Linked DNA regions of Mus musculus: regions 2, 3 and 4 are each linked to region 1. The links are chromatin loops, found by intact Hi-C in ENCODE. Cell type or tissue: left cerebral cortex. All regions are shown on one strand. Links, peaks and the distances in the headings refer to the core of each region. The heading gives the core; the rest is flanking DNA. Region 1 has its middle 18 kb from the start of Gm32827. Region 2 holds the start of Plxnc1 (plexin C1). Region 3 overlaps Ndufa12 (NADH:ubiquinone oxidoreductase subunit A12). Region 4 overlaps Gm32898 (a long non-coding RNA gene).

What was found. A loop is a pair of places that touch in the nucleus more often than their neighbours do. Peaks named below come from ENCODE experiments on the same cell type or tissue, not always from the same donor. Only the 100,000 strongest peaks of a DNase experiment are listed, where the experiment ranks them.
Region 2: a loop joins it to region 1, with 3.0 times the contacts of the local background. A loop is called at or near these places in 8 of 42 quality-filtered maps.
Region 3: it touches region 1 in a loop (4-fold over the local background); 4 of 42 quality-filtered maps call a loop at or near these places.
Region 4: it touches region 1 in a loop (8-fold over the local background); 18 of 42 quality-filtered maps call a loop at or near these places.

What each region holds. Positions count from the first base shown.
Region 1 is chr10:94,404,871-94,412,185 of GRCm38, forward strand. It overlaps a transcript of Tmcc3 not described here. Among named protein-coding and RNA genes, the nearest start is that of Gm32827, 18 kb to the right of the region's middle. In left cerebral cortex, for the core only: a CTCF peak has its summit at 3,995 (motif pointing right); DNase peaks (open chromatin) are centred at 4,002 and 4,987; H3K4me3 peaks cover 278 bases; H3K27ac peaks cover 464 bases.
Region 2 is chr10:94,939,986-94,947,300 of GRCm38, forward strand. Plxnc1 (plexin C1) reads right to left here and starts at 4,860. Exons shown (of 31, transcript NM_018797.3): 1 at 3,532-4,860. The coding sequence starts at 4,593. In left cerebral cortex, for the core only: a CTCF peak has its summit at 4,252 (motif pointing left); DNase peaks (open chromatin) are centred at 1,764, 2,883, 3,630, 3,870 and 3 more places; H3K4me3 peaks cover 4,317 bases; H3K27ac peaks cover 2,437 bases.
Region 3 is chr10:94,207,700-94,215,014 of GRCm38, forward strand. The region is part of intron 3 of Ndufa12 (NADH:ubiquinone oxidoreductase subunit A12); the gene reads left to right. Among named protein-coding and RNA genes, the nearest start is that of Ndufa12, 12 kb to the left of the region's middle. In left cerebral cortex, for the core only: a CTCF peak has its summit at 3,185; DNase peaks (open chromatin) are centred at 2,194, 3,193 and 3,712.
Region 4 is chr10:94,605,425-94,612,739 of GRCm38, forward strand. Gm32898 (a long non-coding RNA gene) reads right to left here. Exons shown (of 5, transcript XR_001779842.1): 4 at 2,264-7,315. Among named protein-coding and RNA genes, the nearest start is that of Gm32898, 15 kb to the right of the region's middle. In left cerebral cortex, for the core only: a CTCF peak has its summit at 4,025; a DNase peak (open chromatin) is centred at 4,017.

The sequences.
Region 1 (7,315 bases), core at 1,563-6,562:
TGTCTCTTCCAAACAAATGCAAGATTGGTTTCCATAGCAAATACTGTATTTTTTTTCCTACCTGTATGAACTGGAAGTCCGTTGCCTTCCTTGTAAGCTGAATCTTTTTGCAAAAAGTCCCAAGCTGACCCTTGCCAAGGGAGTTTGCTGTCCAAGTACAAGAAACAGACACACAAGAAGAAATAAATATTATTGGTGGCATAGATTTGCAGTTTCTTAACTCTCACAGAACTCAGGCCTGAACAAGCATAAGTTACCTGGGCGTTGTCCAGAGAGACAGCTGAAGTGGAGAAACAAGAGGAAACTAAGAAATAAATAAAAAAGCAACCAAGACTCAAAGTTCAGATTAGATGAGGAGAGAGTAATTCTAACTCCCTAACAGAAACCGGCACCAGAGGGTCTCCTGTCCTTCAAAGAGGGGTGTGTATCAGGGTCCAGTGCACGGGACAGCTGCTTCATCGCTCCACAGTTGCTTAAGGGCTGTCTTATGCTGGAGGGATGGAACGCTCGCTCTGCATGATAGCAAGGGATTGAACTGATACTGTTTGTGAAGATAAACAAAAGATGGGTTTCTCTTTAAGGAAACACTTCTAGGAACCAATGTAAAGGACTATGTGTGTGGAGAGGCAGTGTGTCTCTTGCCCGCCTCTGACTCAGTTGCCAGATATTCATCCTTCAGTATCTTAAAGGGGCCAACCCCTTCTGCACCCTGTAGCTAGCTCTGCTTGGAACACTCTGTGTGTAACCCTGCCAGAGTCCTGACTTCCCCTTTGACCTTTGAACCTGCTGAGTCACACACTTCCTTCAGGTCCCAGCCAGATTATCATAGCCACACACAGTGTTTTCCCGACCCCTTCTCTAAGGAAGTTCCTACTTGCCAGTGACCGTAACATTTTGTGCTTTCCTTTATAGCACTTACCAAATGTGTACATACATGTGTGGATCTGTGTGGATAGAGACATGTACTTATGCACATACATATACTTCATATGTGTGTGCACATACAAAGACAAAACACAATCAAAATTTGTGTGACTATTTATTTACTCTGTGTCTCAGCAGTAACCATGGAGCCCATTGCTTTATTCTATTTTCTGTGTGGCACCAGATACAGTAGGCACCAATAAGCATGCTGAATCCTATGGCTTCCGCTGCTACAATGTTTCTGAGTGTGTTGCTCCGAACTGAGCTGTCAGAAATGGTTGCAGGTGGACCTGCCTTCAGATCTTGATAATAACTGTACCAACTTGTATGGAAGGAACTTATTTTCCATTTACTTTTAATTCTTCTGATTTTGTCAAAGAGAAAAACTTGTTTGGGACAATGGCTATAACACCTGCCAGGCTAAAAAGAGAGATAGATGAATGGTAGGTAGGTTGATAGTTAGTTAGATAGATAGATAGATAGATAGATAGATAGATAGATAGATAATGATATAGATGGATACAGATAGAGGATAGATAGAAATAGAAGAAAGGAAGGAAACACACACACAGAGATACGGGGAGAGAGAAAGACAGACAGACAGACAGACAGACAGACAGACACTGGTTGGTCTTCAGCAAGCAACACTAGGCAGAATGTAGTAATTTGATTTTCATGTTTCATGTCCTTTATTCGTGGCAAGAAATACTGATGTTTTCCCTCAGGGAAGTGATCCCAGCCTTCAATTTAAAATAAAACCCAAATAGCTGGGCTTGGTGGCGCACACCTTTGATCCCAACGCTCAAGAGACAGAGGCAGGTAAATCCCTGTGTTCAAGGCCAGCCTGGACTACAGAGTGAGTTCCAGAACAGCCAGGGCTAGACAGAGAAACCCTGTCTTTACAAAACAAACAAATGAATGGCTAAATAAGGCAAAATCAAGTAAGTTTATCTGATAAAATATTGAGGTAATGTTTGTGCTACAGGCGGTTCTTGAAAGGTCTACAACTTGGAATCACTTGGTTCTGGGTAGAGACTAGGGGCGACCTCCTCTGGCTTTTCTCTGCCTTTCCTCCCTGCATTGCTAGTACCATATTTCTTGGCTAAGGGTTCCCTGGATTCCATTTCTGAGCACCGCGGTGCAAGTCTGTGACAAGGTTATGAAAGCAGACCAAGTCTTTCTCAAGTCACTCTGAGAACATGTCCTTTCTGATATTAAAATAGCCTTTTTTCAAAATAGCGATTGGATCACGAGTATGCCTTTGGTGACTCTGTTGTTCCCTCTGTTTCATTTTGTGTCCATGGTGACTTGGAGGATCATAGCTCCTCTGGGTGGGCTCCAACAGTCTGGAGTCCACTACTTTCAGGAGACATGTGTGGTCATCCTCTGTAAGAAGGGAATTTAATACATTCCGGTACAATCGTGTTTACCTTTATAAGTAATAAAAGGAACAGGGAATTCATTGTGTGTGTTATGTGTATTATACGAATGTCTCTGTGTGTGCATGAGTATGTGCATATGTCTCTGTGTTCATGAGTGTGTGTGTATGTGTGGGGGTGGCTTAAGGCCCTTAATACAAATGTATGTGTGTTATAGAAAATAGCCTTTCTATTTAAAAAATAAAAATAGGGAATTGTTGTCCTTCATTTCAAACAGGGATACCAAGAACCATATTTTTAATGAAAGCTATCACCTAATTAATTAATTAACTAATTAATTAATAAATATGGCCAGTGTTGTATAAGGCCAGTGTTGTGTAAGGGGTAAAAAGGTGTGAGGTGTCCCTACAGCAAATTCTTCCCCTGGAGACAGACCTGAGATGGAAGGGTCTTAGATTATGGTACCTAGAAGACAGACAGACCTGGGATGGCAGGGTCTGAGGTTATGGTACCTAGAAGACAGATGATTATGTGGAGGCTCAGGCTCCTGGTCTTCTGAGGAGAAAGGCAAGCAGGAGTTTACAGAGGAGAGACAGGTTGTCATCTGTGGAAATTTCCAAATATCTGGTGCTGCTTTCCAGCCCGAGCATGGGAGAAGCCAGTGCCTGACACCTGGTAGAACTGTGCTTTTTCTGTGTCAGTGCTGAGCTTGGGTTTGTGTGACACTTAGAGCTCTGTGGGAAACTCAGCAGATAGAGTGCTGGGCTTCATGGCCTCATCCCTTTGATCAGCTCCAGCAACTGCCTAACAAAAAGCATCCGAAGAATAGACCCTGGCTTGACGTGAGCTCACACGTATCCAAGCCGCCAGTCCTGTTGGTCTTCAAATCTGAGCTATGCAGCGAAAGCTATTACCTTTCGTGCAGGAACTCTGCACTGGGTACCATGGGGCATCTGCGGCAGATGCCAGGCATCGTGGAGGGGGCGGTGACTGTGTGACTGGGATGTGTCCCTGTCTCTTCACACGTGCGGTTCATCAGCGGCGCGTAAGCTAAAACGGAAGACGTCATGAAAGAACATGAGGACCAAACAGAGGGACGTGTTTAACTGTGTGATAGAGAAATTAAGAAAAGCTTCATTGAAGGCCATTTGACAAAGACCTAAGAAAGTGACACACCCTGGAGAAGACGCTGATCATCTGTCAGGCCAGAGAAGCCATGGGACGGATGACTCGGAAGAGCTCACTCTGCTCTTGTGGATGACCTGAGTTCAGCAGTTGATTCTCTCCATCTTGAGGGTCCGGGGGAACAAAGTCAGCCGTGGCGGCATCTCACCAGCTCATAATAAATGCGTTTGTAAGAGGGAGGGATTTAGAGGAGATACAGTCCTTAAACTATCTGACAGATGCGCATTGCTACATGGGGCAGGGAATGTGATTTTTCCCTAGCATTCAGACTAAGGCAGCAAACCTGACTTTGTTTCTGGAAGGTGGAATTCCCCCCCCCCCAAACATTGTAAAGAAGCCCTCTACAGTTAAGATTGTTTTCCATTGCAAAAAGTCCCTAAATCCAGGCAGAAACAGCGGGGAATCTGAGAGCAGAGCTCAGGTCTTCCACAGCCCTCACCATCACCGCCTGCTGTGGGCGTCCACCTTAAATCGCTGTGGCTGTTCCCTATAATCGCCAGCAGGTGGCAACAGTGCTGTCTGTGTAACCGTTGTTTTCCTGTTCCTGGTTTTACTCTGGAAGCCACACACAACACGCATATTCATTACAGGATCATTATAGGCAAAGCCAGGAAATAGAGGTGAGCAAAAGGGAGTGGAGGGAGGGAGCGGCGCCATCTGTACATAATCACTGCCGTGGTACAGTCTGCCTTTGTCGCACACTGGCCCGAACCAGCTCTCAGCAACCTTGAGTGATCACAGAGGTGAGGATCAGTAATGAAGCAGAGCCCACGGGAGCAGCGGTTTGCAACCTTCCTAATGCCGCCACCCTTTAATACAGTCCCTCATGGGGTGGTGACCCCCTAATCATAAAATTACTTTCATTGCTACTTCATAACAGTCATTTTTATTGCTGTTATGAGTTATAATGTAAATATCTGTGTTTTCCGATGTTCTCAGGCAAGCCCTGTGAAAGGTTCGTTCAAATCCCCCAAGAGGTCACAACCCACAGGCTGAGAACTGCTGCACTGCAGGGACAAAATGCACAAACGAACAAGTGCTTGTCCTGGGCTGTAAAAAGTACCTGGGAGGCTCATTTCCCACCTTCTTGTTGCTCAGACAACAATCCAGCAGAAGGCTGTCCACAGGGCTGGCATTTTTAATTTATATTTGTTATGTATGCATACTGTTTATTGAAAGTAGAATCACTTGACACGTTGGTATATATACATTTCGTCACCTTCTCCCATTAATAACATGTTGCAGGTATGTCTCTGAGTCAGTGTACCTCCACATTTCAGTGACCACTTAACAGTGCATCGTGGACTGTAATAACCACGTGGTTTTTACAACTTACAACTATAATAAGCATCCTTACAAAGATTATCTTTGCACATGCTTCTGTGTACATTTGCTTTGTTGGGATACATTCCTGGAAGTGAGACTGTAGAATCATAGAGTATATTCATTTTTAAAAGCATCTCCAACGGGATTTCAGATTCCTTTCTGAAAGAATGTAGCAATCTGCCCTCCCACCCGCATCTGCTCTCTTAGGCGCTCTCCCACACAGGAAAGAATTTAGTAAGTGTTGCCTATCCAGTAGGAAAAAAAAAAGCTTGAGTTAATCTTACTGATGAAGTTAGCCGGGTGATGTTGTTATTGTGGTTTTTAATATGGTCGTTGCTACTTTGTACTTATCCTTTACTTCAGATGTGGTGGTGCAGGCAAATTAATCACCATATGCCTATACTCCTATCTGTTCCCAGAAACCCTTGCTTTACTTATTGTTTTAGTTTGGGAAATGCAAACCCAACTCACAGCAGTTCAGACCATCCCAAAAGTGGGGGCAGTGGTTGAAGCCTGTCACTCCTGCTGTCCCCTCCATAGCCGCGGACACTGTTGGAAGGGGTGAGACACCCCAGCTGCCAGGCTATTTTCAGATGATGGTGGGAGTCTTGGGTTAAACCTGCCATGCTGATAGTCATATAAAACAATGTGAAATGTGACTTTAGAATCCTGAGTTAATTTGATGGACGTAGACAGCCAAAGGGATAATTGAAGCACCAGAGGGGGACTTGCTCAGCAGAATCCTCTAGTTTTCTTGTCTAGAACTGATTGGATTAACAAGGATATCGCTCTCTTCAGTTCCTAGGCTGATGTGTTTTGAGGAAGACCCACGGGGAGTCTCAGCCCCCCACCCCCATCCCCACTCCCACCCCGTCTATAGTTCAGAATCTAAATATAGATCCCGACCAGGAGAGCAGTTCTCAAAAAGAATTTTCCCGAGTTGCTCTGATGTCTAAAAAGAAGACAAACTTCCAGTGAGGTCCACCCCCCATCTCACATCAGCCTATTGCCTGGTGCCTCTAAAAAGGCAAAATCCTCCAAGCAAGATCTGTGTGGAGCTGGGACCTGAAACGGAAATTCATCAAAAGCTAAAAATCATCATAAACTTGCCCTAAAGCACCAATCATTGACCATCATTGGCCACCAGCCCTAGAGAAGGACTGGCCTTCAAAGGGAGGCAGAGGAAGAGTCACTGAGAAGAGAAGCCTCTGCAGGAGATGCGGGGTACAGTGGCATGCTTTGCTCTGAAATTGGCCCTGGTTGAGGATGGCTTCTCAAGGGCCCTTTCCACGGTGCTATTGGCCACGGTAATTGAGAAATTGTAGAAATGGGAACTTTAATGACTTCCTCTGATGTGTGTATCCAGGTGTTCGGCTCAAGGGGCAGCGCTTCTCTCTCCCTCTGCTTTCTGGCCACACTGACAGGATGATACAAATGTCTAGGGAAAGACTGGCTTTTCCAAGCCTGGGTCTCTGTGCTGTCCCCTCAAAGCATCCCTGGACACCTGCCTTCAAACAGGGACTGCTTCTGAACGTTGTCCCCTCTCCGTAACTTGACAATTAGTAGCCATTTTTGAATGATGATTTACGTCACTGCAGGCTCTGTAAAGATGGCATACTAGCTTACATGCCCATTATGAAGCCACCACGATGGAGGTGTGCAGCCCCAGCCTAAGTGTCGCTTTCCCAGAAAGGCAGTGGGGTACCCGACCCGTCTCCCTATCAGAATCACTCAGACACCCCCAAGTTTTCTTCCCAGCAAAGTTCGTTTGAGCTTTTTCAATCTGGATGCTCAAAGGATCATTTGAATAATTATTAAATCATTTGTCTACCACTGCAACCTGAGACTTTCCTTTTATGTTTTTCCTCCTGATTTCAGAAGACCCACGTGTTTACTATGTAGACATATGTATGTCTACTCTGTAGTCTCTATATAGACTCCGTGTTTACTGTGGAAATTTTTCAGAAATGCTGGACACGAAGGGAGTGACTTAGTAAGTCCCTCTCTGGGCCCCTGTGCAGACCTCTTGTGAGCACGCAGGGTGTATATTCCCATAGCACCACCGTCGTCCCCTCCCACCACAGGAAAGGAACCTGTTTTGAGTTCTGTGTCTTAGCACCTAGTGAGGTACCTGGCATGTGGTGTGTACTGAGTAAATATTTGTCACTTGAATAGGTGGGAGGTTCGGCCCTCGAAAAACATGTTGGGTTGCCCACACACCTGCAATAGACCCTGCTGTTGCCTGTGGGTGTCTTTTCTGCTTAATCTTGTCAGAGGGGTCGCTTTCAGGGCCTCTCCCACGGTGTCAGGCCCTCATCCGCACTCAAGTGGCAGAGAGTCACCATCTTCTAGATGGTGACTAGGCTAGGTTTCACAGATGTTAGGATCTCTGTGGCTCCTGCAAACAAGACAAGTTCAGGAAGCTGTTAGATGAGGCAGCCTGGTCTGCTCTGTGTGTTCATCATCCACTACTGAGTGCTCCCACCACTCGGTGCTCCCAC
Region 2 (7,315 bases), core at 1,555-6,554, 540 kb after region 1:
CCTGTCGGGCTTGCTGAAGGACTCACGGAAGCATCATTTGGGGAGGGATATCAGTTAGGGTTTCTATTTGCTGGGGTCAAACAGTATGATCAAAAGCAAGCTACTAAGGGAAGGGTTTGCTTAAAGTACACTTTCACCTCATTGTTCACCACTGAAGAAAGTCAGGGCAGGAACCTGGATGCAGGAGCTGATGCAGAGGCCATAGCACCACAGCCAAGTGTTGCTTAACTGGATTGCTCAGCCTGCATTCTTATAGAACCCAGGAGTAGCAGCCAGGGGTAGCCCCGCCCACAATAGGCTGGGTCCTTCCCCATCAAGCCTTTACTGAGAAAATGCCCTACAGGCTTGCAGGCCCACAGTCCAATCACATGGAGGTTCCCTCCTCTCAGGTGACTTTAACTTGTGTCAAGCTGTCACAAAACTCTCTACGGGAGGGCCTGTTACTCTGATGCCCATCAGGGGCCTCAGAGAGTGGGCCTGCAGAGATTGGCCATTATGGTGGGCTTGGGGTCTGCAGCTAACGGATGATCTCTGTGAAAGCACACACTGAAATTTGGTGGCAAGGTAAGAAATAGGAGGAGAAGAAGGAAGAGGAGGAGGAGGGGGAGAGGGAGGGGGGAGTGCCTTGTGTGTGAAACATTGAGTACACACTCGTTGCATCTCAGAAATTAATCCTCAGCAGGGACGAGAATGAGCAGTTGGGAGATAAGAGACCAAACACTGCCTGGCCAGTGCCATCATTACCATGGGTTGGTGGAAGATGGGCCATACAGGTACCAGCTGGCAAGGGAGGGGATAGAAGAAGGCAAGCAAATCTAGACACTTGAGCCTTGGCAGCCTGTGAATTGCTGATGAAAAGAAGGAAAGAAAGAAAATCGGGGTGGGAGAGCCTGTGTTTGCTAGGAAGGGTTAGCTGTTGCAGTCTGCTGGGGCTCCCTCTATGGAGTGTTTCAGGTCCAACTCCTGTTTCAGGCACCTATAATTCAGCACGCCTCTCAAAAACACATTCAAGACCCGAAAAAGAAATGCAATCTCCGTGACAACATTCTCCGTGAGTGACAACCGAGGCCACACTGATCCCATGACCCCATTAAACAGGGTTGCAACCTGCTATTGTCTCTTTGCTGGCACAGTCGGTGGCATCCAGCATAGCTCACAGGCTCACACAAGCAGGCCATCAAACAAGTATTTGTTGAGTTAAGTATCTTATCTGCCTATTTAATTGGTTAGCAAATTGTGGCCTTTTTTCATCAAAACTACCACCTATTTTTTTTTCATTCAAATGTTCTTAAAATGCAATCCCATTAAAGCTTTTTAATGCATTCCAGGAGCAGAGAGTTTACTTAAATGAAAAGAGAGAGAAAAGAAAAGAAAAGAAAAGAAAAGAAAAGAAAAGGAAAGAAAAGGCAAACTCCCAGCTCCCACCTGTGCAGCCAAGGAAAGCTATTGTTTGAACCTGAGTATATCATTTAACTTGGATGACAAGCTCAGAGGGTAGAGACCCCATCTTTCAGAACACACAGCTCTGGGCGCCCTGGGAGTTCTCAATAAATAACAGGAGCAAGAAGCACTGTACAGGGACCTGTTTAATTAATTATTTATTTTCCCCCCTATTCCAGATTTTTGGCAGCCTGTGTTTATCCCTTGCTTGATTTCCAAGGGGCAGCTCTCTCTCAGGAAGAAGGATAAACAGCTCTAGACTAATCCTGCCCCTCCCCATCCCGATGCAAGTAGGAACACCTGATTGAGCCAAAAACTGGCTTTTGAGTGTATTCAGGATGCATGCTGGGTTTGGAAGGAAACCGAGTCCTCCAGTACCCACTAGGTAGATGCAGTCAAGAGAAATGTTTTGGCTCTGCACATCGACACAGCTGTCAGATGGCAAAGCTTGGACTTCCGTGGTAGTTACCTGCTGTGGGCCTCTGAGCTGTTGCTGTTAACCCCACAGACAAACTGCCTAACACTTAAAGTAAAATGGGGGCGCGTGGAGCGTGGGGGGGGGCAGGGGAGGTTTCAAGTCTTTCAACAGAGAAGTAAAAAAAAAAAGGCAGTGATTTACCAAACTTTAGCGATTAGATTATGAAGATATATAAAGGAAGATATTAAATATTAAGTTGTATGCTTACAGCAAGGCTAAACCATTGGGGGGGGGGGTACAACCTGTGCTCTTTGTGTATTTGCTAATGTATACTAGTAGTGAAATTAAATGGCTATGTGCTTGCCCTAGCAGAGAAGGAGCGAGTGACCGGAAGCCTTTTTTTTTCTCCATGAATAATAAGACTAATATTTGGTAAGGTGTGCTTTGCAGGGCGGGAGGGGAGTGCCTTTCTACCCGCATATCAATATACCTTAGGGGAAATGTTTCAAGGCACCCTGGTACACAATAAACGTACATGCAACAGTTCTCCACTCCAAGACTCCCCACCACTACCACCCGCCTTCCTCCTCGGATTCATTTTACAGCAAAACAATAGCAACTCCTGTAGCCCTCCGTTTCTGCTCTTTGAATCCTGTCCAGTGATTAAGGAGGCTCTCAGCAGGCTTCACTCTCAGGAGCCATATGCAGAGTTACTTGCCAGAAGCCTTGGGAGGGCAAAGGCCTCTGCAGAAGTACACAAAGCCTCCGTAATCCCCATCAGCGAGACCCTCTTGAACTGTCGCTTCATTTTCCGGTCAAAGAACTGTCAATCTCGAGATTTCAAGCTGTGGCTGCCCTGTGAGCCCTGAGGGGAAGACCTGTGTCTTTTGCCTGGTTTAGGCACAGCTCAAGGGTGGTGCCAGAGAGCCCCGCAATCTAGTCTGGAAATCTGCAGCCCAGAAACTGCCTGGAGCACCCCAACACTTTCCAAACCGCCCCCCCCCCCACACACACACCCGGTTCTCCTTTTCAGGGCGAGGCTTTGTACACCATAAGCTGCCTCCTAGGGTTCTCTCCACCAGGTTGAGACCACAGCCACCCTTGGCTAGCCACAGCCCCGCCCCCTCGCGCTGGTTCAGGCTGGGCGGTCTGCGAGCGGCTTTTGCACCATAGCATTTATTTACCAGTGCGGAGCAGGCCACAACTCTACAGACCACATCACATAGGTTGCAGCCAGAGATTGGAAGGTGGGGTGGGTGGAGGGGGGGGGCACAAAGGCCGGGGTGTGGCGGCGAGTCTTTTAGGTTCGATAGCTTTTTCTGTAAGGGCATTAGTAACTGTTAGCTCAAAGGGTCAAGCCCACATGTCCACTGAGACTCTGGTCTGGAGAAGCGGTTAGGAACAGAGGATAGCCCGGGCCCGGGGGGTTGGGGGGAGCTCAGTCCTAAACAAGCGCCCGCATTTGTACTAAAAAGATGAGAGGCAGCCACTAGAGTTTTGAACCTCCCTCCAATCCTCCCCGCTACCCCGTCACCCTTTCTACACGCTCCCTTTGGGGACCCCAGACTGTGCTTTAGAGTAGCCTGCAATCTCGGCCAGTCGGTGGTGTAGTGAACCTGAGACTTGGTAAGTGTCACCCAAGACTCCATCTGAACCCCGGGGGCTGGACTTACGCAGTTGTGCTCAGTCGCTTGAAAGTCCCAGCTGCAGCTCCTGGCGTGCGCCTGGATCTCACTCATCCTGAAGAGGCAGAGAGCCGTGGTGGCGGGGGAGCGCCTCTCCTGGCCCTCTCCAGTGGCCGCGCTGAACACGCCGGCCCAGATGTCCACAGCCTCCACCAGGCTGGAGGAAAGCAGTAGGCGGCGGCCCTCAGGGTGGCCGTGGTCGCAGTCGAGGGCAGCCTGGCCCTGGAACAGCACCTCTGTGCTCTGCGCGATGCGCGCCATGCTGGGCCAGCCGGTGGCAGCGCCACTCGTGTAGTTGTAGGGATAGTAGGGGAAGTAGACACTGCCGTTCCAGAGAAAGGCGTCCACGAAGTGCAGGCTGCCCGCACTACCGCGCAGTTTCAGGCGGCCCAGCTCCTGCGTGGCCAGACTGCGCCCCTCCGTGTTCTTGAGCGCGATAGCCGTGTCGCGATCGGATGCTGCGGGGTTGCAGCGGTTCGCGGTCTCCGGCTCCGGCAGCACATAGGTGGCGGCCACCGCCAGGTACCAGAGGTCGGTGCCACTCGCGCGGTACACCACACCAGCCGTCGAACCCTGCGGGTGACATGACACCACCTCGGTGCCGTTGCGCAGGGAGCTGCGGTTCAGGTTGCCCAGGGGCCGCACCTCGCAGGCGCCCCGGTCGAAGGTCCAGCCGGTGAGCAGCAGCCCCTCGAGGCCGGTCGCCCCCTCGCGGTAGGGCAGCAGTAGCTTGCTGAAGCTGCTCCCGGGCCGGGGCCGCGCGGGGGGCGCCAACGAGACGGGCTCCGTGCAGTTGCCCGCTTGGTCCCGGTATAGGCGAGAGAGCCTGTTCTTCAGGCTGTAGTCCAGCTGGTCCAGGCAGCTGCCGCTCGCCACGAACACGCCGTCCGCCCGGCTCGCCGCGATGGCTCCGATGGCTTGCTCAGATCGCCACACCGGCTCGTCCGCGCCCCGGGCGGGCGCTGCCAGCGCCAGCAGATAGGCGATCAGGGGCAACGGTGCGGCGGGGTACGGGGGGCGCGGCGGCGTCTTCCTCCGGGAGACCTCCATGGGGCTAGGGGGGCCGCCCCCGGGCAGGGCGCGCGGCAGCTCGGGCAGCTCAGGCGCGCGGCGACGGAGACGCGGGCGGCGGTGGCGGCGGCGGCGGCTCCTGCGCGCGCTCGGGCTCCCGCGGCCGCCCCATCCCCGCGGCTCGGCCGGGAAGGAGTGCAGGGAGGACGGCGCGCGGCGGGCTCGCTCCGGCAGCCTGTGCCGCGGCGGCAAGCCCTGCGCGCTCCGGAGACGCTTCCTCCTCGTCCGCCTTCGCCGGAGAGTTCCTCTGTGCGGCGCGGGCGCTCGCGGGGAGGCGCGGAGGGGAAGGGAGGGGACGGGCGGAGGGGAGCGAGGCGGGCGGGGAGGGCTGGAGAGGTTGGGTGCGCTTGTGCGTTTCACTTTCCCATTGTGAAAGTGGGATGCAACTGGCCCCTTCCTCATCCTCTTCCTCCTCCGCCCTCCGCCTCTCGCCCGCCCTCCCTCCACGCCCATCTCCCCTCCCTTCTTGATTCGGTGAGATCGGGAGGAGGGAGGTCTCGTAATTTGGGTTACTGTGTAGGTGGCCTCTTTCATCTATTCATAACAAAGCTGAGCCGCCTGCCGCGGCCGCCGCGGCTGCCACCATCGCCCCTTGCTCGCCCCGGGTTCCCCCGGCGCCGGAACCGCGCACCGAGCTGGCTCCCGCGCTCCCCAGCCCGCGGGGCTGCTCCAACGCCCGGGTTTTGTTTACGAGAGCAGCCCCGGGCAAACGCGAGGCTCGCGGAGCCAGGACCCAGGGTCGAACGGGTTGCGGCGGAGGCCCAGGGCTTGAGCCCCTGGGAGGCTGCCAGGGCGGCTGACAGGTGTGGAGCGGCGGGAGGGGGGCCTGAGAGATGCGCCAGGGGGCTGGGGCCAAGCGGGAGGCGGCTGAGGGGGACCAAGACGCCCCTGTGACCGGGGGTGGGTTTCCCTCGGTCAGAGTGAGGTAGGAGAAAGGCGCCACACTCTCGTTGTGGACAATCCCTCGGGCCAGAGCTCTCATATTTGAAAAGGCTCCCTGGTCTCCCTTGGCAACGGAGTCCCAGGCTCTCAGATATAGCACTTAGAAAGTTCTGCTCACTATCTAACCCTAGTGACAAAAGCTAACATTTATTGAGAACTTGCTCCGTTCTGGGCATAGTTCTAAATGCACCATGTAGATTTTGATTCACTTGATGCTTGGGACAAACAGTATTAATTAGTGACTTGTATCAACCCTACTCGGCTTTTGAGAAAGGTCTTGGAGAAGCTATGGAACCTGCCCGGGTACAGCTGTTAGCAAATAGCACAGCAGAGATTCGAATCCACACCTCACACCGGAGCCTCTTACAGGTTTCTTGCTAGTCCAGTGCCACCTGTGGCCACTAAACTACACTCCCCAGAGAATAAAGGCAAAGGTACATTGGGCTCAGCAGCCAGGGCTCGCATCTCAAGAGTCCGGAGCTCTCTTATGTTTCTAGAGGGGCTCCCTCCACCACTTCATCCAGGTAGCAACTGTCAGCTGGGGTGCTCCCCCCTTCCCCCACCTCGCAAGCCACCGAGAATTTCTGGAACAGAAAGATCACTGTGCTCTGGGGAGCAGGCAAGCTCATGTTTTCTCAGAAGTGGGCTTCCCAGAGGCAAGCCTTGGTGCCTTCAACTCTGTGGTGAATGGAGAGGGAGCTAAAGACCCGTATGGGTCCTTAAGAAATGATCTGCATTCTTCCTAGATCTTCCTAGGACTGCAACTGGTTGCTGTGTGATCTTCTCTTCTTAGCTCCAAGTCAGCCAAGCTCTGGATAGGAATCTGTATTGTTTTTTAAGGGGGCTCTGAATGAGCTTCCTCACAGGTCACCTGCTGCAGGTTTTACACTTCCACAGAACTGCTTAGATCTGTTCCTCCCGCTGCTGAGATGGGAGCTTCGAAAGGCAGAAGGGAGGAGAAGGAACTGGGCAAGAAGCTTGAAAGTCTAATCTAGATGTACAGTACAGTATTAGGGGGTGGGTGTAGCTCAGCCAGGCCTTGACTTCCATTCTCTCTGCTGTACACACACACACACACACACACACACACACACACACACACACACTATTCCTTCAGCAGTGGCTTTTAAAAGATGGTCCGTGGCCATCTTTCCATGTGCAACCTCCTCTTTGGGGACTGGCTATCCTTGTTTCTCTCTGCTGATGGGCAGTGCCGATGCTCTCAGATGTTAGCTGGAGGTCACCTCTTCTGTAGTGTCAGAAAGTAGAGGAGAGAAAAAAGAAGCAGGGAATGTAGGTCTAGGTTGATGTTAATATGGACCTCTTAAGTGAAGCAAATCAAGTGGCTTACTTGCTTAAAAAAAATACCCCCCTCAACTCATTCTCCACCACTTGGAATATTTTAAGAATTTTTTTTGCATCACTCAAATCCGAAAATAAATAAATAAATAAATAAATAAATAAATAAATAAATAAATAGCAAAATAATTCCTCTCCAACATAGGGCATACATGCATCAGTCTCCTATAGTCACTGTGGCTGACTCACAGATGGGCTGTGGCAGTGTTATGGGCCAAGAAGCAGCATTCAATTCCATTTTGGAGATAGCCTTACTTCGCTGGTAAGCAAGCCATTTCCCTAAACCCCACAGAGTTGCTACAGTCAGTCACAGAGCATCTTGGAAGCTATTTGGATTAAACATACTCCATGGTGTGGCACGTTGCTCACTGCTCAATTCTTTGCTGCTGCATTTTGAAAA
Region 3 (7,315 bases), core at 839-5,838, 200 kb before region 1:
AAAATGCCAGGAGCTAGAGAGATGACCAGATGGGTAAAGTACTCCTTGTACGAGCCTGAGGAGCCGAGTTTGGATCCCCAGCACATACACAGGAAGCCCAGTGTGTGGCTGCCCCATCTTCCCAGCATGGGAACTCAGAGTCAAGAAAGTCCCAGAGCCTGCTGGCCAGCCAGCGTAGCTCAGGTTCAGTGAGACCTGATCTCAGAAGCTAAGAGAGTGAGTTTAAGATAAAGCTTTATATCAACTGCTGGTCTCCACATGTACTGCCATGGGCACATGCACCAGCATACACGTTCATGTGCGTGTACACAGACACAGGAAAAGGACAAGACATTGCCAGGCTAGAGGTAGAGTCCCTACAGAAGAGACAAGACTTCAACAGCAAAGTGACTCAAGATGGCTAGTAACTTTCAGCAATAACTTATTATAAATTAGGGTATATCTAGTTTGGGAACATACTGCTGCATATGGACTAGAGGCCAGCATCGTGGAAGCTTAATTTTTTCATACATAAGACTATGAAGACCAGAAGGCTTCTTGTGACTCACTGTCACTTTCCTTACCGTGCTGCAGAACCCACACTATCTCAGGACATTCCTTTAGTGGTTTTATATTCCCCATCTTGTTTCCTGCCTAACACCACACATTACAGTCCCATCTCCCATGGTCCACATCAGTGTCTTTTCCTCACTCTACCTGCTGGGTAACTCTTGGTATGGAACTAAGCAAGTGCTTCTGTGCCAGTCCCATAGACTCCCCTCCCGTGTGAGCATACAGAGCGATGAGTTTCACTGTGGTATCCTCATACGTATCTGTAAAACTGCCATAGTTTCCTTCTCAGTGTGACCTCACTTCATGGCTTTTGTATTCTGGTTGCTATGTGGATTCAGGGAAGATGCTGAGGCTTTAGGCTAATGCCTCAGGGCAGCTGCTGTGCATATTAGTTGTCTGGGAGGCAGCAGTAACTGCTAGAGCAGCAGCCAGTAATACAAGCTACATCTTAGGGTTGTATTAGCTGCCAGTCACGAAGCACAAGTTACCAAGCAGCCTAACATGGCAAACAGTGGCTCGCACTCTTGGTTAGCAGTTGGGTGTTTCCCCTGAGCACCTCTGACCCAGGCCTTCCCAGAGCTGTAGTCTTCGCTTGGGAAGGCTATACTGCACAGTGATTGGGGGTCCTTTTACACAGGAATAACTCAAGACCTAAGAGCCAACAGCTGGAGAAAACAAGTCCTCTCTAGGTAGAAGCCAGGCTTGTTAGGAGTAAGCAACCCCCCCACCAGCCCCCCAACAATGTGCATTGCCCAAGGGGCAGATCCAGAGAAGAGGCCTGGAGCAGTGAGGCAAGTCAGCCCTTTTGCCCCTAGGTTGCTTTCTCACTGGAAACAAAACTAAGACATAGGTAAAACTTTTAAATTAAAGGGAAAAAGAAATGTTCACTAAGGAGCTGGTATGTGGTGAGGCATATATGTAGTGCTAGTGATCCATAGGCTGAGAGAAGCATAGAAAGTTCCAGGCCAGCCTATACTATGTTGCAAGACTTTGTCTCAAACAACAACAACAAAATTCTGTTCTGATCATTTGCTCATTTTAAAATTTTGTTGTTGTTGTGTCTTTTATTTTGAGGTCTTTGATCTGGGTTACTGGAAGTAGAGTTACCAAGGTAGGAAAGACAGAGAAGGCTTGGTAGTCAGGAGTTCTCTTTTGTAGACACAGTTGGGTCTGGAGAGTGACAGCTGAGAGCACTCATCGGCAGTCAGGATAGAAATTGATGCTAGACACAGGAATTCCCTGGGATTTTAATTTTAGCTAGTGTACTGTGTAATTTAAAAGAAGACGACCTTCCGTGCCACACCTTGCTTGCTGCTCTGGAGACCAGGTAAGAATATTCTGTCTGGACTGTTAGGAATTGAGTTCCGATTGGTAAGTTGCATATGACTTGGGGGGGAATCATAAATGCCTGCTCTTCAGGTGTGCTTGGGAATAGTGTGTGTTCCCTGTGGGAATGGGAGTTCTGGCACTGAGCCTATGTCTGTAGAGATGTTGGCTGTCGAGGAGCAAGAAGCTTTTAATCACAGGCCAGCTCCTGCACCTGCTGGATACGACACTCATCTCCCTTGAGTGTGTGCTGTGTCGTCTGGGGAGTAAGGGAGCCCAGCTCCTGGATGGCTGAGTGAGCTGTCAGCTGCATGACCGACTGCAGAGCTCGCAGTGAGGAACCTGTGAGGCTGCCCAGCTGCAGGTGGTGGCTCTGTCCTCCGCTCTGAGTCAGCAGCTGCCACTAAGGCCTGTGACAGTCTTGCAGCTTGCTCAGCAGCTGAGTAATGTCACCTGGGGACAGGTTTTCTTCCGAGGCATTAGTAAATTTTGATAGAATCAGAGATCTTTAGTCATCTTGTCAGTTTCCCTTACTCTTCCCTAATCTTGTGGGGTGGCAAGTTCACTTTATGGATCCTGTCTTTGCTTTGTTCCTTTCAGTCTGCCAGTCGCCGTTATGGCCACTCGGTCCACCCGTGGACCTGCAGAAGGGATGTGTGTGCCAGTGTGGCGGATGTCTTGGAAGGACACTGGGCTGCATGGGCCTTGAAAGGAAAATGTTACTGTCTGTTACCCCGCACAGTACTCTGCTCAAAGACTTTCAACTGCTATTCATCTGAGGCCTACTGCACGTCAGGCACTGGCGCTGTGTCCCTGTGAGAAGGGAAGCACACGTGCCCTCCAGGAGTTTACAGCACCTGATGAGTACAACCTGGCAGAGTCATACAATTCTACAATTCTTTACTAAGATTAAAATGTCTTAGTATTTGTATTAGTTTAAATGCTTATATAGAATAATCTCAAAGTATTACTTAAGTAAATGCTACATATTTTATACCACTTTTATCTCTCCTCACTTTTATCGTTAAATTACCCATCATTCCCTAGCTCTTAGCCTGAGCATAGAGTTGCTGACATAAAGACCAAATGAATCATGAGTAGCTACGTAAAACTTGGCAGGGTTGGAGTATTACTGAGTGTGGAGAAGTGGACTGCTGGGTTATTTCATGCAAGTAGGATAAAGTCATTGTTGTCTCTTGTATCAGTAGAAGTAGATTTACTGTTTTTGATTTGACGTGTTGGAACCCTGACTTGCTTAAAAATTGTAGTTTAATGGCTTGCTTGGATTTTTCTCTGCAGCATATATGCCATGCCTCCACTTGGTGGCACCTTCTGTTCACTTATAGCTAACATGTCTTTTTCCTCAGTGTAGAGCACTCATGTCTCCTTGTATACTGAAATCAATCTCTCTCTCTCTTTCTCGCTCTCTCTCCCTTCCCTTCTCTCTCTCTCTCTCCCTCCCTCCCTTTCTCCCTCCCTCCCTCCCTTCCTCCCGCTCTCACCCACCCTTCTTCCCTCCTGTTGGCCTGTCTTCTAGTTTTTTTGTTTTTATTGTTGTTAAAGAACAAAGCCATAGACAGGTTTGTGTGGAGGAGGTGGGGTAGGCAGAGGAAAGTCAAGAGTGCTTCATTGGATCAAAGCACTGAGTGAGGCTGTTCACAGACATAGAAAAGATGCAGTGGGTGTGGTGGTCCATGTCTGTATGCTCAGTAGTAGGGAAGTGGAAAAAGAAGAAGAATCAGGAGTTAAAGGCTGGCCTGGACTAAATACCACCAGCCTGGGCTGCAGAGTGCCTTGTACCAGGGAGGTGGGGATTATAGAAGACATAAAGATAGTCAGACAGGTGGGCGGGCTGGGAGAAGGAGATGTAAATAGTGGTGGGTGGCTCGGGGTAGAGCATTCGTGTTCCCTGCACAGAGCCCTGGCTTCATTCTGGAACTCCACAAAGACACAAAACAAAGCAAAGCCTGATTGTGAGGTGTGACTGTTAGAGAAACCTTGGTAATCCAGAGGCACACAGTGCAACCAGAAATACACTCTGAATTCCTTGGCTTTTGAACGGACACCCTTAGGATTCCCCTCACCTGGTCCACGGATATAGGTCGGCTTTTTTAGAAAAGGAATATGTTCTTTTTGAGAGATGAGATCATGTTGTGTTGCCTAGTTTGGATCTGAACTGGTAGGTTCATGGGATCCTCCTGCTTCAGCCTCCTGTGTAGCTGCTACCTCTGTCCCCTAAGAATCCCAGTGGAGAGAAGAGATGTTAGTTTACTGTCACATCCTCTGTAGAAGAACATTTGTGGTTATAAATAATAAGCATTTGTATTTGTGACATATGCAAGTGATTTGTGGTTTCCTCCCCCATTCACAGACACTTCCTGCGTCTCAGCAACATTCTGCCTGTTAGTCAGTGTTCCCCTAGCTGGGGGCTGTTGTACAATGGCAATTTGTATTTAAAATTAACATCCCATTTATTGCAGCTGTAAATCTTAAACTGTAGTTCTTCTTAAGCCTCGAGGCTTAGCTCATAAGCAGAATAACAAGATTAGTAAATTGAATACTTTCTGCATAAAAATAAAGAATAATCATTTTCTTTTGTTCCTTGATGAATGTTTGATAAACTCTAATGGAAAGGATTAAATTCTCCTAAACAGTTATATCTATTTACAAATTTAGTTCATTACATTATTTTAAGCATTTTAGTTAGGTTACATCTATAAATTTAATATATTTAATTTTCCCCAATCCTTCAAATGCCCAGGGAATCGTGTGTCAAGTCACTGTTCGGATCACATAGGCAGTTCTTATTACTCAAGCCAGAACTTAAGGGTCATTTCAACTCATCTAAGATCTGCCAACTACTTTTTCCTGCCTTGCTTCCTTTTAAACTATTATTAATGTGTCGCCCTCATCATTAACTGTTCTGTTTTCATACTTGTGTCATTGATAACATGTCCACCCACCGTTTTGTACCCCCTCCCCTGCTCTCTTTTTAAAATTGGGTTCATTATTATTTGTATACAGTGGGGTGCTGTGAGGTAGGGGCTGGGTGAGTGTTACAAGGACTATATGGGACCAGAGAACAAACTGGTGAAGTTGGTTCTCTCCTTCCATCTTTATGTGCATTTTAAGATCCCACTTGGGCCTCAGGCTTTCTGGCAAGGCCTCACCAGCTGAGCCTTCTCTGCAGCCCTGCTGCTTCTCTTTAAACATGGCAAACTGCTACCAGAGACTTCTACTCAAATCCAAGCCACAGGTAACAACAGCCGAAATGGTCTGGTTACATTCTTGACAGCTGCCGCTGCCTGCCTAGTGGGGTATTAGTGGTTGGTTTTGGGTTTTGGTTATTTCCTGTGCTGAGGATTGGATTTAGGGCCTGTGTGTGCCAGTCCAGGACTGTCCCACTGGGGATTAGTCAGCTTCACTCTTGTTCCACTACTGTGCTTTTGTGTTATATTTGGAGGTTTTGCTCATTATTTTGATTGAATTTTCAGAATCAAACCTGGGAGCTTGTGTGTGAGAGACAAGCACTCACGGAGCTCTACCCCAGTCCCCTCTTTTCTTTTTCTGCAATCGCATGCTGGGCCTGTGTTCTTTTCATAGTGAGAAAACAGGTTCCATCTCCTCACTTGGTCCGTAAGGCTCCTATGATCTCTGTGCATTCCGGCCCTGAGCATGGTCCTCCTACATTTCCCTGTGGCCGCTGACTGTCATGTTCTTAAACTGTGAGCACAACTCCATGTGAGCTGTTTGTGTAGGCCGCCATAGCTCACATGCTTTCTTTAGTAAGTGTGGCTTCCCATTCTTCCATCCCATGCTGCTCTGGAGGGATGAGCCCGAGCTCCCTCCCTGCCATCCCCACTGACCCACGCCTCTGCCCAGCATCTTTGTTTTCATTTTCCCTTTTATTGAAAATGGATTTTTCCCCCTCATATAGTGTATCCTGATTACAGTTTCCCTTCTCTCTCCTCCCAGCTCCTCCCTGACCACCCCCTTTCTGTCTCTCATTAGAAAGCAAGCAGGCTTCTAAAGTATAATAATAAAATAGAATAAGATAAAACAGAAACTAACACATCGGAATAGGGCAAGACGAACAAAGAGAAGGAAAAGAGCCCAAGACACAGACACAGAGACCCACTTGTTTGCACACTCCCATAAAAACACCAAACTGGAAGCCATGATATATATGCAAAGGCCAGATTTGTATGTCTGGGTCTGGGTTACCTCACTCAGAATGAGTTTTTAATAGTTAAAAAAAAATGAAATCATGAAATTCTTAGGTAAATGCTTAGCATTTATTGTGGGTTTTTTTGGTTTTGGTTTTTTGGTTTTTTTGGGTTTTTTTGGTTTTTTTGGTTTTTTGGGGGTTTTTTTTTTTGGTTTTTCAAGACAGGGTTTTCTGTATAGCCCTAGCTGTCCTGGAACTCACTCTGTAGACCAGGCTGGCCTCAAACTCAAAAATCCGCCTGCCTCTGCCTCCCAAGTGCTGGGATTAAAGGCGTGCACCACCACGCCCGGCTTATTGTGCATTTTTAATTTCTTGTCTGATTCTTGAAATACTGTCCTAAAAAACTTCCTAGCACATAGTAGCTTATAGATAAATGTTTGTTGAATGAAGATAGATATATTTTCTTTGAAGCAATCACTGTGTTTAGATATAATGATCATTTAAGTACTTAATGCAAAAATGGCACCTCTTTGTGTCTTTTAAAATTATTTTTATTTTAAATGTAAAACTGATCTGTCTGCATATATGTAAGTGCACCTTCTAACTTAGAGGCTAGGAGAGGATGCCGTATTCCCTGGAGTTACAGACAGTGGTGAACCTCCATGTAGGGGCTGGGTATGGGATGGGGTCCTCTGCAGCAGCAAGAGGCACTGTCACCTGCTGAGCCATCTCTCCAGGGCTCCTCCGCCTGGCCTGGAACAACCTGACAGAGATCACCCACCACTGCCACTGCTCCCTGTCCTGGGATAAATGCTCGTACCACTACACCTTGCTCAAAATAGGTCCCCCTTAATGTTTGTTTTCAGACTAGAAAATCATACTAAAAGATTATGTTCTAAGAAACTATAGACTGAATGATTAGATTTTTTTTTCCTACCAGTTCTTATTTTAAAAAATACTGAGTCTGTTATGTAGCCAAGGCTGGCCACCCACTCACCATCATCCTCCTGCTTCAGCCCCCTAAATGCTGGGGTGACAGTGTGTACCGGCAGCTCTGCTTTGATTTTGTTTTTGATACAAAGTTCCATGGAGCCAGGTTGGTCCGAAGCTTGCTATGCAGTACAAAGCTGCACTGGACTAGTAACCCTCTGCCCCCATGCTGGGGTTACAGGCATCCAAACAGGATTCTTATAGTTTCAAAAAAAGGTTAATGGAATTTTCTATACCTGGGGTTTAGAAATAGCCTAGGGTTATTCTTTTAAAACAAAT
Region 4 (7,315 bases), core at 1,315-6,314, 200 kb after region 1:
CTCCACTGGCCTCATAGCAGCAGTGTTTCCCAACCTGGCCACGCCATGGCAATGTTTGCCCAGCCTGGCTACGAGATGGTCACCCCAGATCTAGGTTGTGCATCCTAGCTCACCCAAACACATAATTGCAGCTGCTGCTCTCTCTGTACTTATTACAGAGAGAGAAGGAAGTCCCTCCCCAAAACCAACCTGTGACCTTGGACCAGAGCTGGGTCACATAAGCACCCCGCCCTGCAACACATCTCTAGAACATTTTCACTTCCTTATTTCCTAAGACACTTCGAGCCACTATAAACTAAAATGGTGTCTCCACCCATGAACTGATCCCAATGAGATCATCAGTCACCTCACTGCTTGAGTGGGTACGGTGTTTCACAAACTATGTACTTTGATTTCTAAATCAGTTGATGCTGCTGGCTTCTTCTTGCCCCTTGAGATCTTGTTTGTCCCCTCACAGGGAGCTTCCTTTCTGGGTCTCCTACCTCTCCATCCCTCTTCAGGGTTCTGTGACTCTCTCAACTCCATTACAGTGTGTGTGTGTGTGTGTGTGTGTGTGTGTGTGTGTGTGTGTGTGTGAGAGAGAGAGAGAGAGAGAGAGAGAGAGAGAGAGAGAGAGAGAGAGGAGATGCCAGAGATAAATATTAGATATCATTCTCCATCTTTATCTTCTTCTCCTCCTCCTCCTTTCCCTCCATCATCTTTGTCATCACCACCACCACCACCACCATCATCATCATCATGATTTTTTTTGAGACAGGGTTTCTCTATGTAGCCCTGGCTGTCCTGGAACTCACTTCATAGATCAGACTAGCCTCGAACTTAGAGATCTGTCTGCCTCTGCCTCCCACGTACTTACTGACTTATTTTTATTTTTGAGACAAGTTCCCTCACTGAAGCTGGGGCAATTGGGCTAGACTGGCCATCCCCTGGGCTCCAGGGCTCTCTGTCCCTGCATTGGGGTCACAGAAGTGTGATGCCATGTCCAGCTTCTGGGTGGGTTCTGGGGATCCAAACTCAGGTCCTCCTGCTTGCATGAAGCGTCCTTTTCAAAGTGAGCTGCCCCTCCAGCCCCCACCCTACCCCCGCCCCCACCCCCGCATATGCTTTCTACACCAGCTCTCCTTGCATTCGGCAGCAGCCTGTGTGACAGATACCCAAACATAAATTCATCATTAGCACTCATCTCTTTTCTCCAGGGTCAATGTAGCCCCGGCTATCCTGGAACTCAATGTGTAGACCAGGCTGACTGGTTCCCAGCCTGGAACTCACAGAGATGCCCCTGCCTCTGCTTACTGAATTTGGGGATTAAAGTGGTGTGCAGTTACTCAACTCCATACTTCTAATTTCTGTATAACATCTCTGCCATGCATAGCCTTAGGCTGAAAACATCAAAGTCTTTCCCCTTACCTCTGGTGTTTTCGTATACCTCCACCTATCCAGACTGGAAGCTGGAGCCCTCACCATTGCCCACCTCAGACCCAGTCAGTACTACCTCCCAATTACATCTCAGAACTGCCACTCGCCATCTTGGCCACACTATGTTTGCCCTGTTTCCACTCTCTCTTGAGTGGTTCCAAACCAGTGCCTGTCTGTTCTGGTCCTCTTCCTGTGTGAGTATAATGCCTGCCACCATGCTAGCCACGTTGCCACCGAAAGATAACAGCTGTCACGGCTAAAATAATAAAACCCATGTTCTGGGGATGGCAGTGGGAAGACCGACAGAAGCCACTTGCCTATCAGCCCCATAGAGCAGCTGAATCAGTGCTGCCAATCACCTGCCAGTGCCATGATGAGGTCACAGAAATGTCTGTCCTACATAAGCCCTGGCTAATTGCATCACAAAACATCTGCTACCGAAGGGATGAAGGAGAAAACAGTCGGAACAAATCTATGACATGTTGATGTGTCAACCTCAAGGCAGCTATTTTAGTGCAAGGGACATATTTTAGTGGGAAAGACAAATTATTAATTATTTAGCATTTTTGTTTTTGTTCCCTATGACATGTTCAACTGATATTATGCCCATCTGTTTGAACAAGATCCATCTTCATTTATCTTTTTTGGATTATTACTGTTATTGTTATTATCATCATCATTATGACTGCTATTATTATTATTATTATACTGGGGCATATTAAGCAAGTTCTTACCACTAAGCTACATCCCCAACATCTTTGTTTTGTGATATAAATCGGTGCTTCCAATAATTTTTCGGGAGGAATTTTAGAATGGTCACCCCCAAACACCTCCAAGTCAAAAATACCTTTCTCTCACAGGTCCCTGTAGCTTCGTTGCTTGTTTTGAGTAACGATGAGGGAGGAAGGGCTCTGTGGGGTGGATAAGGGGAACAGATGTCCAGTTTCCCCAGTACGCACTGCTTTGACCCTGAGAGTGAGAGTTAGAATGTAAGCAGGACTCAGAGAATAGATGGTTAAATGCTAGCTCACAAGTAAAATATAAAGACCATGCATGAGGCTCGGGGACGAGGGTCCTTCTTTCTCTCCTGGAGGTGTTGTGCCAGGGAAATATTAGTAATCCCCCCCAAAAAACAGACAGGAGATGATTGGATGCAACTTACAGCAGGGTCTTTACTCTATTCAAGCTAGCTCAGGCCCCTCAGCTCACTACCGACACGCATGGCAGTTCTGGTGGTGGGGAAGCCCCAAATGTCTATCGGGGCAAGGCTTTATAGTAAACACAAGCAGGGAAGATGTGTGCAAGCATCAAATTGGAAAGCTCCTGTGGCCTTTAACATAATTGGCTGGTGCTGGGAGTCATATCATAAACTTAACTTCTGTTCCCCTCTGCATTGGTGATCGTTAGGCAAGGAGTGGACTTGTAACCTGGGCATGCAGGTTTGTTGAGGGAACAACCTGGAGATACTGGTCTTGTTGAAAGTGTAACCTGGAAACGCTGGTCTTGTTGGGGATTAGCCTAGAGACTGAAGCTAGGCCCAGGTTTTGTTGCGGGGGCAACTTGGAGACCAGTGGAGTTCAAACTTAGGCCAGGCTCTCTAAAATGGAGTCTGAACTTAAAAACTTTGGCATCCAGAGTCAGTTAGTTAACTGGTGTCTTATGGCCTCCATTCCACCCATCCCTACCTTCAGAGACCCACTAGGAGCCCTACTCAAGACCCGTGGAACCCTTAATTGGTTGCCCTATCTCCTAAGAAACATGATGAACTCCACTTGCTGAGGTTCAAAGTCCAGGGTGTAGGTATGATAATGGAGCTAAGAAGCTCACAAGGGCTTGGCTAAAGCTGTCTGTTTCCAGTGTCTGACTGCTAGCCACTTACAAAGGAGGCAGAAAGCCAAGGTTTAGACAAGGAAGAGGCTAGAGGTCCTGGAGGTTCATGTAAGTGACAGGGTCCTTTGAAAGTGCCCCACCTATGTTAAGAAGTATAGACTGATTTGAGTCCAACTGGTGGCAGCCCTATAGGATCCTGGTGTCTTTACCAATGATCAAGGTTTAGAAAAAAGAATTGAGCCGCTATCATCAAGTACAAAACCCTGGAACCAACCACCCAGAATCTCCCAGATTAATAACCACGAGGTAACCAAAAGACATTCTTCCCTCTACCTTTACCCAAGCTGCCCCAAGGGAGACCTACTGATAGTATTGTCCAGGCCTGAAGAGACTTTACCCATCACAGCTGGTTAGTGACTTCTGAACTTGCAGTTTAGGGACTCCATGCTAAAAACTGGGTATACTACGTAAGCACATGGAGGGATCTCCACAGCCGTTGGCTACTGGAGAAGTTACGCCTTTGTTCGTACCATTCCTTCTACCATGGCTCTCACCATGGGAAGTGTGAGAGGGGTAGACACTGTCCCCTTCTGACACTGTTGTCACGAGCCTCCCGTGGCATGTAGACTGTTGAAGGTCATCCTAAGATCACCAAGCTTGGGCCATCTCAGGGGAACTGGCAGGTTCCTTGGGATACAGCTCCTCATTGCTGAGGCTCTAGCAGCCTCTAGGGGTTGCCATGGGTTACTGAGTACTTGGTACCTTGTCTGGAATCGTTCAAGCTGAAGTTCTAGATATTTCCTCCAGGCGGCTCCAGAGAGCACAGTGGGTTTGATGATGGGACCTCAGCCAGGCCTCCATTGGCTGATGGTAACCTGGAAATGGTTAGAGAAAGGGCCAAGGGACCCAGGCTGGCCCTGTGGTCAGTCAGCTTGACTGGGTGCAGCTAAGATTTGCCCCCATTCTCAGGGTGTGTACGCACCACAATGAAGCAGATTCCCGGCCACCTGCTCTGACGGGCCACAGCATCCCATCCCTCCCTGAACCCTCCAAGGCTACAGCAGCTCCTGCTCTCATCCTAAGCTCCTCAGTGTCCAGACAGAGGCATGGGAACCCTGTAGGGCTGTGCAAAGGGCCTTCTGCCTTCTCCAGGGTCTTATCAGTAGCCCCTGTCACTTTCCAGGATTTCTTTTTCTTTTCTCTTTTTTTTCCTTTCTTTTATGAGTGTGTATATGTGCATGCATGCATGTGTGTGTGCACACATGCTCTTGTGCATGAGTACCCACACATGCACACATGTATACATACATGTATGTAGAGTTCAGAAGTCAATATTGGGTTATCTCCTTCTATACTCTCTACCTTATTCTTTAGAGACAGACTCTCAGTGAACCTTGATTTTGCCAATTCAGCTGGATCATGTGGCCAGAGAGCCCTGAGAAGTCCTGTCTCCACTCACCAAGCATGCCCTGCTGAGCTGTTTGTTTGTTTATGTATTTGACGTGGGTGCTGGGGATGAAACTCAAGTGTTCACACTCGCCTGGCAGGCACTTTATTGTGAGCCCTCCCCTCAGCTCTTGGGTGCCAGTTTTCAATGATTTATCTCGAGATCGAATCCAGTCCTGACACTCTCTGTGTGAGCATGCTCAGCACCGCTCATTACCCTGGACAAATGTGAAACCCCATCTCATGGGCCCCTTTCCCACTCTGCTCTCTGAGCATGACTCCTCATTCTTGCCAGGATGAATTCTCTGAGTTTCCAGTGTCCTGCCTGAAACTACATGGTATCTCCTCTCAGAGCTGAGACTCTGAGGATTTCATGGTCCTTTCTAACACATAGGGGTGTGTGTGTGTGTGTGTGTGTGTGTCTTTGTGTGTATGTCTGTATGTATATATCTGTGTGTCTGTGAGTGTGTGTCTGTGTGTAAGTATGTATCTGTGTGTGTAAGCTTGTATATCTGTGTGTGTTTGCACGTGTGTCTGTGGGTTTGTGAGCGTGAGTATGTATGTATCTGTGTATGTCTATGTGCATATATGTAAATGTGTGTGGTTGTATGTGCATGTGAGTGAGTATGGGTTAGTGAGCATGCATGTGTGATTGTGTGTGTGTGTCTATGTGTGTCAGTGTGTATGTATGTCTGTGCAGGTCTGTGTGTATGTCTATGTGTGTCTGTGTGTGCCTGTCTCTATGTGTGCATGTACACAAATGTGTGTGCTTGTATGTGGATTTGGTGACTGAGTATGGGTTAGTGAGTACATGTATGTGTGTGTTTATGTGTATGTGTGTGTGTGCATGGATATGTGTGTGAGCTAATATTTGGAAAGCTGTCTGTGACCTGCTCCGAGTGACTTTTCTGAAGAACACTGAAGAACTTTAAGACACAGCTCCCACATTCATGAAGATTTTATCTTCTAATTGGCTGCATAAGACACTAACACATGAAGAAGCTAGAAAGTAGTTAAACTACTGTGTGTGTGTGTGTGTGTGTGTGTGTGTGTGTGTGTGTGTGTGTGTGTGAAACATGGGGTACAAACTGGGGCCCATGATGGTGTAAGCCCTTAAGGGCATCTTGGCCAGCACAAGCATTGTCTTTCAAATTGTCTTATGTGTTATAACATAAGATTTAGTAACTGGCCATCTTAAGGTGTAGAGTCCAGTGGCTTTCTGTACATCCATGTTGCTAGGCAACCATCTCTACCTCCCATTCCCATCCTGCAGAACCAAAACCCCACCTCCACTCAGTAGTAGCTGTCTGTCATTGCCCTCTCGCCCTGGCCACCATCATTCAACTATCTCTGTGACCATGATTACCCTAAGAACATCATACACACAGTACGTAGCCTTCTGTGATTGACACCTCACTGAGCAGTCCTCTAAGCTCATCCGTGTCGAAGGCTGTATCCACATTTTAATCCCGTTTAAGGCTAAGTAATACTATTTTGCAAACGTACACCACACCTTGTTACCTGTTTGTCTGGCAGTAGAGATGGGGGCTGCTTCTGTATTTACACCTCCTGTGACTAATCCTGTTATGAACACAGGCATGCAAATAAATCCTCGCTGCTTTCAGAAACACGGGGCTCCATCCCCAGAGCTGAAGTCGCTAAGTCACACTCCATTCTTCTTAGTCTTTGGAGAATCTGGCACGCAGTTTCTCAGATTGGCTTGCCTCCTGTTATATTCCCACCAGCCGAGCGCAGGATTCCAATTTCCCCTCACCCTTGCCAGCACGTTCCAGCTTCTACTTCTTTTCATTTTTTGATGGTAGCCATCATAATAGGTACAAAGTGGCCAGCAATTGCTTTAAAAAAATTTTTTATATAGTTGCTAATGTTTAAGGTCTTCTTGTTTCTAATCCACATTCCCACTTCATTTGAGAGACTGTAAGACTCTGGCGGGCCTCAGCCTGCACTTGCCTCTGGTGACAAGTGTCTGGAGCCAAGCAGCAGCTGTGCCCCTGGCAGGGACAGGGTCTGCATAGCCAGCTCACCTCACTGTCTCTCTGCATGGGCTCTTGCACACAGGGCCAAGGCAATGCCTCTCCCGCCAAGGTTGTTGCTTTCCGTAGCACAGTCAGGAAGAAAGAGAGCTGTTTCATATACCTACCCTTCATGAACTCGGAGAAAGATAGACACCAACAGGAACACTGGCAGCCAGCACAAGGTAAGGGAGGCTGCTTAGATTTAACCCACAAACACCATTCCTCACACTAACCTATTCCCTGCCTGGCCCTGTAGGCACTAGGCTTGTGGTCCTGGCTAAACAACTCAGCTGGGAGGTATTCCCAGACAAGGGTTGTGCTGTGAGCTGGTCCAATCAGGCATTTTGGAAAGGGAGGTAGAGTTTCACCTCTGCTTGAAATCTGATACATCAATCAGACTTGAGCTTCATCAATATAAGTCATATAAGTTGGCTCCCTCATACTTCAGGAGGCTACAAGCCCAACATGGAGATCTCTGCAGGGCTATCTTCTGAGGCCTGGCTGCTGGGCCTGTAGAGGTTCTCTTTCGTGTTGTCCTCTCACCATCTTGCTCTGTAACTTGATCCTGTGGCGTAGTGTTCTTTACT